4 separate regions of the Homo sapiens genome follow, and regions 1, 2 and 3 are each linked to region 4. Evidence: chromatin contacts called from ENCODE Hi-C or POLR2A ChIA-PET data. All regions are on one chromosome and are shown on one strand. The core of a region is the stretch at or near the end of the contact, and the rest is flanking DNA. Distances in the headings are between cores, read along the strand shown.

What was found. A loop is a pair of places that touch in the nucleus more often than their neighbours do. ChIA-PET counts read pairs that join two places held with the same protein, here RNA polymerase II (POLR2A). Pooled maps may share reads with other maps.
Region 1: a loop to region 4 is called in a pooled map, with 2.7 times the contacts of the local background. The contact joins two enhancer-like sites. A Hi-C loop is called at or near these places in 1 of 168 maps with a recorded cell type or tissue (vagina), 7 of 37 single-sample maps with no recorded cell type and 5 of 50 pooled maps.
Region 2: a pooled map shows a loop between it and region 4 (2.4-fold over the local background). The contact joins two enhancer-like sites. A Hi-C loop is called at or near these places in 2 of 168 maps with a recorded cell type or tissue (GM13977 and HL-60/S4) and 3 of 50 pooled maps. POLR2A ChIA-PET finds 5 or more read pairs at or near these places in 1 of 52 experiments (HEK293).
Region 3: a loop to region 4 is called in a pooled map, with 4 times the contacts of the local background. The contact joins two enhancer-like sites. A Hi-C loop is called at or near these places in 9 of 168 maps with a recorded cell type or tissue (A673, B cell, CD8-positive, alpha-beta T cell and 6 more), 20 of 37 single-sample maps with no recorded cell type and 17 of 50 pooled maps. POLR2A ChIA-PET finds 5 or more read pairs at or near these places in 1 of 52 experiments (HCT116).

What each region holds. Positions count from the first base shown.
Region 1 is chr10:62,914,817-62,917,550 of GRCh38, forward strand. LOC107984012 (a long non-coding RNA gene) reads right to left here. Exons shown (of 5, transcript XR_001747465.2): 3 at 2,145-2,241. Among named protein-coding and RNA genes, the nearest start is that of EGR2, 100 kb to the left of the region's middle. Within about 2 kb of position 1,380, at least 3 of the 41 ENCODE cell types and tissues checked have a DNase peak (open chromatin) inside an H3K27ac peak, as active enhancers do.
Region 2 is chr10:63,063,441-63,066,306 of GRCh38, forward strand. No RefSeq gene overlaps it. Among named protein-coding and RNA genes, the nearest start is that of NRBF2, 68 kb to the right of the region's middle. Within about 2 kb of position 1,316, at least 3 of the 41 ENCODE cell types and tissues checked have a DNase peak (open chromatin) inside an H3K27ac peak, as active enhancers do.
Region 3 is chr10:62,994,480-62,997,237 of GRCh38, forward strand. No RefSeq gene overlaps it. Among named protein-coding and RNA genes, the nearest start is that of NRBF2, 140 kb to the right of the region's middle. Within about 2 kb of position 1,477, at least 2 of the 41 ENCODE cell types and tissues checked have a DNase peak (open chromatin) inside an H3K27ac peak, as active enhancers do; they include PC-3, where a contact is called at or near this core.
Region 4 is chr10:62,612,202-62,615,323 of GRCh38, forward strand. No RefSeq gene overlaps it. Among named protein-coding and RNA genes, the nearest start is that of ADO, 190 kb to the right of the region's middle. Within about 2 kb of position 1,855, at least 2 of the 41 ENCODE cell types and tissues checked have a DNase peak (open chromatin) inside an H3K27ac peak, as active enhancers do; they include PC-3, where a contact is called at or near this core.

The DNA of each region.
Region 1 (2,734 bases), core at 130-2,629, 300 kb after region 4:
GGAGAAGGGTGTAGCTAAGTTAAGCCTAGATGCTAGGCTTGCCAAAAAATGGTGTTCTAGAGTTAAATGGAGTGCCTCCTACTCTTATGCATGGGGAGGTTGCACTATTTCCCAATCCAAAGACCCTTTAGGGTATGGGTTTCAATTCGAAGAGATGGTAATTCTCTTCGAACACCAACCCAGCTTGCCTCAACCTCACAACTCAGCTCTAACTGCAAAACAGTGCCCTCCCCATCTGTAAGTGGAAAAGGAAGTCTCTGTCTATTTTTACAGAGATGAGGGGGAGGCCGAAGGAAGAATTTCATTTAATTTCTATTTCTTCTCTTGGCCTCTAACTTTCTGGCCAGGGGTTTCTATTTCAAAAACTCTGTATTATGTAAACACAGAAGGGCCCTTCTCAAAAACAGAAGCAACTTCTACTAATTTCCAGTCTCCTTTCTGGCACTCTCAGGAGTCCTGCTAAGCATCTTGATCCCAGGCAAATTTTTCCTTGGCTACAAAACACTTGTGATGGCCAACCCTGGGTCAACAGCTTCATTTGGCTCTGTGTCCCCAAGATTTTTGCAGTACTCTTCAGTTGAAAGCTTTCCTAAGAAAGAGGATGTTGTCCATGACTTCTCTGTTAGGCCAGCTCACACAGAGCCAAACATGTTTCCATTGAACAAAGCCTACCACAGCCAAGAATAACTCTTTAAAATGCCCTTTCTAACCCATTCCACAATTACACAAATAATTCAGGCAAAAGTGAATTGTGAACTACACATTCCATATCTTGATGCTGTGTAGACTACGTAGCCTGAACTCATTCTAAACAGGTAGACTACCTGCCTCCCCTATTAAGGAGATACAGCAGAAGGTAGACAAACACACAGGTGCAAGCTCCAATGGGGACTGTGTCATTTTTTAAATGGTCCAACAAAAACATGCCATTGAGATTGCTACCAAAGCTGGACAGCCTTCATAGCTCTGTATCAAAGAGGGCTGGGCCCATGCCCTGGAGATCTGAGATCTAAGATTAGCGAGCTCACCTTGATGCAGTGATGAATCAGATGAAATTATAAGAAAACAAGAATTATTTTTATTTTCCCTGCCTTTGTGCCACATACTAGTACCCTCAGGGAGAGAATTTCTGGAACCGGGATGCTAATAATGTAGATGAAGTGCATAGACGGTTTGGAACTATTCTGGATTCCTAGTCTTCTAGTCTACCAAGGATGGTAGCAGATGGCACAGGACCCAATCTGTTTCCAAACGTTACATTTGTGAGTAGAAACAGGCACTTTGGCCAGATTCCAGTTGGTACATTCAACAAAGAATAACATAAGCCTCAGATTTCCCATTGGTAAAACAAAGGAGGTTGGGTGAGCTATTCTCTAAAGTCCCTCCCAGCTCTAATATTTTATGATTCTCAGTGGTAAAAATTCAGGGATTTGGAATGACCAGTCTCATTCTCCCATTAAGCTCTGGGTGAATCAAAGGCCAGCATCACATTGCATCATCTCATGTACAGTAATATGTGAATGACATTACACAATGCCAGCTTTTATTAATGGGAACACTCTTCCAGCAATAATGCAATACCCTTGAGCTCATTCTGGCCTTCTTTGTTAGTACCCAACCCAGCTGCATTGTCAGGAGATACAAAATATTACATAGACGTTGGAAGTAGGAGCAGTAGAAGAGGGCAGACACATCAGCAAATGACACAACTAACAGCCTGTAGTCCTGTTCATGCTCACAGTGGATGCTTAGTGAATGCTTGGTGACTAACAGTGAGTAATGCAGAAACACTAGTGGATCTATTAACTGACTAGAGTCAACACCTTTGCACTTTGCTATTTTCCTAGGGGCCAAGTCTCGGCCAGAATGGAAGGGAGGGAATTCAAATTTAAGAGCACTTTTAGAGTTCCCATAGGTTGAGAACTCTCATATATTGGTGTTCCAACTCCTAAGTATATGGATGGGTTCTCCTTCATTAAGCAGATACTCCATTCCTAAGAGGTTTGGCACAGACAAATTTTGAGTCTATTTTACATGCTTTACTCCTGGCATGGGCTTCTGTCTTAAGTCCTTGTTGGCTCTTTAATGCTGCAGGCACTAGAATGGGAACCAGAAATCCTCAAGTATCTCACCACGTCTCTTACCTTGAGGAGTCCAAGAAGCTCTCCTTGAGTCCCTCGCTTGGAATTCCCCTGGCCCTCTGTAGACACCAACCCTGGCAAACAGCACCAACTTATAGCTCTGGAAGGAGAGAAGGAATAGGCAACAGGCTTAATGTAATCTTCTTTCAAGACACAAATGTCCCACCTCCTATGACTTCAAGAAAGAGTTGAGTTCAGCATTGTCCTTTGATGGTTCCACTACACCATTTGTTTCTGGAAAACACTGATATCCAACAGCCACCCTATGCATGCTACCTTTCTCACATCAAGACAATTCCTCTCCAGCCCCATTTTCACAAGACCCTTCTCTGAACTGTTTTACTGGAATCTACACACTATTATTTACTGGGAGCATACATCATTCCTTCTTTTTGGTCCCTGAGTGCCAGAGTGCAGGGTCAGGTTAAGAGCCTGGTTGGTCCCATGGGACAGAACAAAACCAACTGGCCACACAGAGACCAAGTTTTGAGAGAAATAAACTTTAGTAATAAGACACTTGCTAAATGGAAGAGAAGAATGTTAGGCTGGAATGAATTTTCTGTTCGTTTGGCCCCACTGTCTCTGCAAATCAT
Region 2 (2,866 bases), core at 66-2,565, 450 kb after region 4:
CCAACTCCTCCGTCTCCTGTTAGGGGTGTTCAATCTTCTTCAGCCAGGCAGTCCTCACACATTTCTTCTTCTCTTTTTAAAATAAACCTCTTATCTTTTTTCAGTTATGCTAAGGTGTAAATGACTAACAGCCAGCTCAGGTATACTTGCATTTTTAACAGAGGTAACAACTACATCCTGAATGGAATTTGGGACATTAACCAATCATTAATTTGATCTAGGAATTTAACATCCAGCTAGATGCTAATTAAGAAAGAAAAGATTAAGTGGTTCAATTCAATTAAATAAATTGTAGCTAATCGAAAAAAGTTGTTCCCTGCCTTTGGCTTAATTGACTTTGAAGTAGCCTACAGTTTTAAAAGTGCTTTTGCAATCATTATCTCATTCCTTGTACATTAACCTCTAGTTTTTTGGGGAGGGGCTTGTTGTCTTTTCTTTGAGGAAAATCAGGTTCAAAGGAGTGACTCATCCAAGGTCATGGAGTTGAAAAGAGGCAGAACCAGAAATCAGACCCAAAATTTGGCTAAAATTAAATCCTTTCTGTAAAACATTGGTTAGAAAATAAGGCAACAGTGTTTGTTTCCTCCCAGTTGGTGAAATGCAAATGTGAACTTAGATGATGATGATTCACTGTGGAAGCAGTAAAAGACATAAGAGAGAAAATGTATGTGTTCTTTTTCAGAGTGATCCCACTTTGTCTCATGATAGCTAATAGACCAGCTTTGAAGCAAATGTTCCTTGAGGTGTTGTTACCATCTCCATAATTTCTACTAGTGACAATAAAATCCTGGACTCTGAATCCCCAGACGAAATTTGCTTGGGTCATATTTATTTTAACCATCTGACATAGGAAGCTTAAACTGTTATGGAGGTGGCCAGAGATCATTTCCACAAACATGCATGTATTGCACACACTGCCAAGCTAACAGTAGGTGCTCAATAAATGTTAACTGAATGAATGCATCCCCTGTGATGACAACATTCCCTTTTGTCATTTTGACTAAGACAGTGGCTCCCTTCCCTCTATTGCTTGAGTAGATACAACATTCCCTAAAACAAATGCCTGAATCGAAGCCTAGGAGTAAGGTTAATTTGCTTTAAGGAATGAATCTGGGAGTTGCTTCCAAAAATAATGCCACAGTCTCTATAGGAAAAGCTTCAAGATAAATATAGAGTGTACACAAGCAAAATGGAAGCTAAAGCACATCGTCTGTTTCTCCTCTCTAGGAAGTTCCTTGTCACTCGTATTTCACTTTCTCCAAGAGGAAGTCTCCCGTGATTACACCAGTTGTATTCTTGTTTTATGCCTAGTGGGATGTACTGTAGTAAAATTCTGCTGGGATGCGTACCTCATTTTTGGCAACCATACTCCTTTTTATGTTTTACTTAACAAAAGGTGTTCATGAATCAGCTCAAAATCTCAGTTCATATTTAGATGACGCATTTTCTTCAACTGAACAACAGTCCACAGTTACAAATGCCAAACAGGAAGGGCACATCTGCGAAAAACAAGCCTCTTAAGCTGGAAGAATGAATAATGATGATGTGTGGGCTGTGCTTTCTACACAGCAAACTCTGGGAAGACCTTTCTGTGAACAGCTATCTGATAACAATTGAAGAGGCTTTGTGCTCCCACCCACCTCCCACTCTCTTTTGTATCAGTAACTCCGCAGGAGAAAAGGAGATTGGTGGTAAAGATTCCTTGGTCATTAGAAACTCAGGTATCTATTCAGAATCACAGAATCTCCAGGTATTCTTTTCTTCATCACTTATAGTTTTGAGTGTAGAGTAAATCTTTGAGTGTTTTCTTTGGGGATATGAAAGTTGTTTCTACTTTGAGTCTTAAATCCCCAGTAGAAGCTTCTAGATAATGAACCAGCTACTTAAATAAAATACTGGTTCAATTAGGATTTAATTAAAGTTTATGGTTATAAAACAATTCCATTTTCATTATAGAAATTATATGTGGAGTTTCCCATTTTTATTTTGCATAAATTTCTGTCATTCTAGAAAATGTATAAATTTGCTTCTAATTTGAATAATCTGTGTGTGCGTCTTTGTGTGTGCTTATGTGTGTGTGCGTTTAACAAAATGAGCTTACTGTTCAGTAAAATAATAAAATTTGAGTTTGGCTAAGCAGTCAGCGAATTAGCATGCTTTTTTGCCATCTTTGATTCATGGTAACATTTATAACTAACTTTCTTTAGTTTATAGATCCTTCTCTGTTACTGTCATATAATTGCCATAATAATAAAACCCCTCCTTCCCATATGGAATTCCATTAACAGTTTGGCTACTCTGATTATTGCTACTGTTTCATCCATCATGAGAAGAGTTTGCTACTGAGGAAGATGCTAACAGTATTAACCCTGGAACCTCCCACCTCCTCCCCCCATCCCCAAACTCAATTAAACCAGCATCACACCAAGACACACACAAAAAAGATGCCGCCTATTTACATAACACAATGATCAAGTAATAAATCAACATTAATCATGAATGTTGCAACAAGTCACTGAAAATGATGTTTGACCTCACCATGGACTGGACTCATCCATCCATAAACAGCATTTATTTCCAACTGGGAGCAACTTCCCACACCCAAGAACAGGGTCAAGCATTTCGGATACATATGACAGGCAGGTTTGATCTTTCCTTCCGGGTATCACTTTCCTTTTGTCCTAACTTCATTACCTTCAAATCCTGCAACAATCTTATCATAGAAATTATTCCATTTCCAACACCCTGAGTCCAATTGCCCGTTTTCTTCAAATCCCTTCTTAATGTCTACTTTCTTATGATGCTTTCCCCACTAATATGAATATAGCTTCAAAGTACGGTATACCTAGGCTTCCTGATTCAGTCT
Region 3 (2,758 bases), core at 227-2,726, 380 kb after region 4:
CAAGTGATTCTCCTGCCTTAGCCTCCCGAGTAGCTGGGATTACAGGCGCCCGCCATCAAGCTCAGCTAATTTTTTTTTTTTTTTTTTTTTTTTTTTTCTGAGACGGAGTTTCGCTCTGTCGCCCAGGCTGGAGTGCAGTGGCGCGATCTCGTCTCACTGCAAGCTCCGCCTCCCGGGTTCACGTCTTTCTCCTGCCTCAGCTTCCGGAGTAGCTGGGACTACAGGCGCCCGCCACCACGCCCGGCTAATTTTTCTTTATTTTTAGTAGAGACGGGGTTTCACCATGTTAGCCAGGATGGTCTCGATCTCCTGACCTCATGATCCGCCTGCCTCGGCCTCCCAAAGTTCTGGGATTACAGGCGTGAGCCACCGCGCCCAACCTATAATTTGTTTTCTTAGAGTACACTTCTATTTTTAAAAAAAGTATGTCCTGGTGGGGAGTCTAGCCCACATTGAGTTGAATCCCAGACATACAAAGATAAGTCAACCAAACAATGAAAGAATATTTCATAGCAATAATATTGAAATTTAAACTCCCAGGATCATTCAACATTAGGCATAGAAATTTCCTTCAACATAAAGCCTGCTTCAGTCCACTCCTTTTATATCCGAAGGAATTGAAGCCTAAAGAGATTCAGTGTTTGGGGGTGACTAGAAAAATAGCTAGCTAATCAGGAAAGCGGATCTAAGATCCAAGTCTCCAGTTTTCATTATTAATGTGGTTTTCATTATCTGCTGTTCTGATGATACTATCATTTGATTGGAGACTATATTCACCAAGCTAAAAAGAGTAAAAAGAAGACTATCCTTTGTCAGTCATGCTCATACATTTTGGAATCTATTCTTGGATGGCATATCACAATAGCTACTTAGCTCCAGAGACAACAAACTACCACGTTATTATTATTATTATTATTATTATTATTATTATTATTATATTGTATTCATGTTCACTAAGCATTGAATCCGGGCTTCCTATGTAACCACATTGCTCCTTGCTCTGTGATTGGCAGGGTCTACTGTGCTACACAGAGGAGTGGTACACAAATCAGCATAAGCACATCATGACTCACCGCTGAATACATTTTTTCCTCTGAAATTACTCAATCAGAAGATGATAGTATCTCACCCAAAAATACACAATTAAATCATTGTGAATGGAAAGACAGACTGTAAGCAGAAGGCTGGAGTGATCTCTTGTAGCCACCATTTCTAGCTCTCAAAATCTGGGGTAGATTTGGTCCCAAGTGTCTGAGCCTATGACAAAGGGGTTCTACCCCCCAAATTCTATAGAGTGAGACCATGGTGGTGTAGAAAGAGCAGTGGGCCCTGAGCCAGGAAAGAGCAGTGGCAATGAATATGTCTACTCCGGCATTCAGTTTTCTCCTCTGTGAAGGGATTAAACGAGGTGACTCTGAGAGTCTCCTTCAAGTTTCAGCATCCTCTGCTTCTCCTACCACAGCTAGTGGTAACTGACTTGAGGTTTTCTGATGAAAACACACATACCACCACACACATAATGACATCTTTAGGGAATGACACATCGTATAGGGTTCATTGCTTAAGTGGCCAAGAATATATTCTGGGTTGGGCACAGTGGCTCATGCCTGTAATCCCAGCACTTTGGGAGGCCACGGTGAGCAAATCACTTGAGTCCATGAGTTTGAGACCAGCCCAGGCAATGTGGGAAAACTCTGTCTCTACTAAAAATACAAAAAATTAGCCAGGCATGGTGATGCATGCCTGTAATCCCAGCTACCTGAGAGGCTGAGGTGGCAGAATCACCTGATCCCAGGAGATCGAGGCTGCAGTGAGCCATGATCGTACACTGCACTCCAACCTAGGCAACAGAGTGAGGCCCTGTCTCAAAAAAACAAAAAAAAAAAAAAACAAAAAAAGAAAAGATATAAAATTAATGTATTTTGTCCTGATGTAAAATAATTATCTTTATGTTGTTGTAGCTGCTGCTGTTGTATGCTTAGATATACTTTGATATTGTCTTTATATTTCCAGATATTTGTTTACAAAGTTTTTGGAGTATCTGCCTTTATATTTTGAAAACTTTTGAAAAACACACCCACAAATCTCAGATTTTCTCTTTAACCTTAATCTTTTAGGAGACAGAGAAGCAAAAGAGAAGGAAACACGTGCAATTTCTTGGCTTTTGTCTCAACAGGAAAACCTTTTTCTTTTCTTTTTTTTTAACATCTTAGACTTTTTTTCAAAACAAACATCACAAGGAAGGGAGGAAATCATAGCCAGAGACACTAAAAGGCCAAAACACTGCATTTCCACATCTTGTGATGCTTCTTTAACAATGAGTTGAAGATTGATGCCTTTAGGGATAATGAAGCATGGAACTACCTTTCAGACATACAGTTCCTTTTCAGTTCCTTCTCTGCATGGGCCAGGATATTGGAAAAAAATCAGCAGATTTCCACGTGTTAATGTTCAACCAGGTACAGTGATGGGTATAAAGCACAGAGGGCAAGACAGATCTGTTTGACATGTTCACCACTCCAGCCTATTGAAGAAGGCATGTACTTGCCTTGTATGTTGCCTTGTCTAATTAGCTGCTGAGCTGTTCCCTGGCTCCCTGCTCCTGACTGAGACTTAGCGGGAAAACTGTCACAAGGCATGATGAAGTGGCGCTTGATTGTGCTACAAGATGTCCTGTGGATGCAGTCCAGACTGTTTCGACTAATCATCAACTTTGCAGATTCCAACACCAGGGCTTGTCTGCCAGGGCAAGGGCTTT
Region 4 (3,122 bases), core at 605-3,104:
AGAGCAGGATTTAAAACAAGGGATCAAGCTGGATGGTCACATGGTCATTGGTGTTCAGAAAAATCCATCTGTGTGGAGAAAGGATTGAAGGGGTGGAAGCAAAGAAATAGGTGGGAAGGGCCGGGCACCATGGCTCACACCTGTAATCCCAGCACTTTGGGAGGCTGAGGCGGGTGGATCATGAGGTCAGGAGTTCGAAACCATCCTGGCCAACATGGTGAAACCCCATCTCTACTAAAAATACAAAAATTAGCTGGGTGTGGTGGTGCACGCTTGTAGTCCCAGCTACTTGGGAGGCTGAGGCAGGAGAATCGCTTGACCCCAGGAGGCAGAGGTTGCAGTGAGCCGAGATCGCACCACTGCACTCCAGCCTGGTGACAGAGCGAGACTCCATCTCAGAAAAAAAAAAAAGAAAAAAGAAATGGGTGGGAAGGCAGTTGGTTGGGGAAAATCATGAGGGCGTCAGGGTCAGAGGCAAAGGAGATGCAGAAGCAGGGGGGCGGCTGACTACAAAGGCGTGTAGGAGGTAGAGTTGACAGGACTTGGTGACTTGATTGAGAATGATAGGGAGAAGTCAAGAAGGGCCCCAAGGACCCTAGCTGGGCCCATGGGACCATCTCAGAGCCCTTTCACCTAGCATCTAATGCATATTCCCTTTATGCATATGGAATCTATGATCTTCATTTTTTCCAGAGCAAAACTTACAATCAGCTAGGGGAATCAAGACATGTTATCTTCATGCGTCCTCCATCTTTGTTTCTGGTTTATAGTGGTTCTGCTGTTGTTTCAGAAGGGAGGAAGGACTAGACCCTTGGAGTGACTGCTTGACAACTGAAACCTTCAGAAGGGGAGAGCACCCACCCCTGGAGTGGTGGCAGGCTTTTCCATTCATGACAGATGGGAGCATAAAGCAACAAGATGTTTCTCCACAAACCTTAAAAGTGAACATACCCTTTTGCCCAGAATTTCTACTTTTTTTGGAATTTAGACTACAGAAAAAAATAATTAAAATGTACAAGAATGATCCTAAAGATTTATTTCAGGGATGCTCACTGCAAAGTTGTTTATAATTGTGAAAAGCTGGAAACAAACATGACACACAGAAATAGCACCTGGCCTTAGAGGACCCAAGGCTGGGCCTGACTCCCTAGCTGAGGAGTCTCAATATAGGGTGTGGGACTGGGAAGGAGATGTCCCAAGAATGTAGCGAGGCTCCTAATGTCACGTAGTGACCAACATGTTCTTTTTGAATTGGGGATGGGGCGGGGGGAGATGGTTCAACTGTACACATCAAGAATGGACTCTTTTCCCTTTCTCTTAGCTCCTAAGCATTGCTAAGCTGAGTGGTCGCAGCTGGAATAAGTAAGCTCTGGCTGGAAACTCCCCCGAGGAATCTCTCCTCCCTGCTGTTCTTCCCCACCCCCAGAAAGCTTCGTTTCATGTCTAAAAGCTCAAAGATGTGCTGAGTCATACTGTACAAATAGCAGTGGACTAGGGAATTATAAAATGTCGCTTCCTTTCTTTCTTGGACATTTATTTATTGAGTACCTACTATGTGCCATGCCCTATGCTAAGCCCCAGAGAGAGAATGAAAAATGCAACATAATCCCTACATATGGTAGTTACTTTCTTACCCAATATCAATTCTCCCCTTCTTCCTAACAATCCAAATCCTGATTGTATTTGGAATTTCAATTCATTCAAGTCATCAAATATATCTCCCATTCTCTTTGCCACTAGGGATATCTATCCAGTCCCATTCTGACCAAAGAGAGAGAAGCAAGAGTCACTAAGTGCAGCTTCCAGGAAAGCTCTGTAGAAGGAGCAGGCTTCATTAGTGAATACCTTATTAACTTCCCTTTTTCCAGTCTGGAAGTTGGATATAGAGAAAGAACAGTCATTTTGTGACCACTGGGTGACAAGCATGAAGAAAACAGCCACAAATTAAAGAGAGCTGAGCAGAAATCTACATGGAAACAGGGGCCCTAATGATTAATCATATTATAGAGTTATCACGGCAACCTTGGCTATCTAAAAAAAATTAGTCCCCTAATTTGTCTAAGATATTGATCAACTGGGCTTTTGGTTACTTGCAGCTGAACACAATCCTAACTGCCACTTGACTACCCATGGCCTAGGGGAGTAAACAGATTTCTAAGATATGATGCCTTCCAGGTTGATAAGCAGTTATGTGAACAGAGCACAGAATGGATAGATCTGCTTTGATGGAGGAGAAACAACTGGTCAAAAAGGGTTTCGGAAAGGAAGAGATGCTTGAGTTGGGTCTTGGAGGATGAGTCATTCCCCAGCCACGAAGGAGTAGAAATGGCATCCAGGTTGACAGGACATACACGCAAAGACAAGAGAAGTGAAATAACGTGGCACACTCAATAATGTCGCTGAAATGACTTCATCTGACTGGGAAGAGGATGCTTGTGGGATGAGGTGGGGGATGACATCGAAGAGGGTAGAAGCCAGGTCATAAAAAGACTTGTGGGATCTTGGACAAGTCACAAAGCCAGTTCACCTCCAGTTTCCTCAGCTATAAAGAGAGGGGGTTCACTGAGAGGAGGGGGTAGCTCTGACCAGGGGGCTGCTCTGCAACCATCCCTTGCGGAACACTGGTTGGAGGCTCTGGCTCCTTTGCAAGACCCGGAAGTTTCCACAGGAAGTGCTGTCCTGCCTGGCCCGCCTCCCTTGGTTTCACACTGCATGGTGTAGTCCAAGGACTGCACTGGCATTTCAGTTTGAACACTAAGCGGTGACTCAGAACCAACAGAAGTGTGGACAACTGTTTACTAAGAAGGCAGCCTTTGGTGTGACAAATTAGAGTGGGCTGCTGGATTGTGCAGCACTCATGAGCTAGGCAGCTTGGAAATAGCACATACCATCGCATTGGGCAGTTGATTCATTTCTTGTCCTGTCTTGCCAGGCAGGGCATCACATGCCAACCCAGTCAGACCCACCATCTATATCCAGGCCAGGGGAAGTGTTCTTTTTTTCTTTTTCTTTTTCTGGATGATGCCTTAAGTACTCTGAGATTTGTACCAGCATCCCTTGTTTGTTTTTTAAAATAACTCTATTATCCAGGAATATGACACTTTCTACTATTCATATGTTTA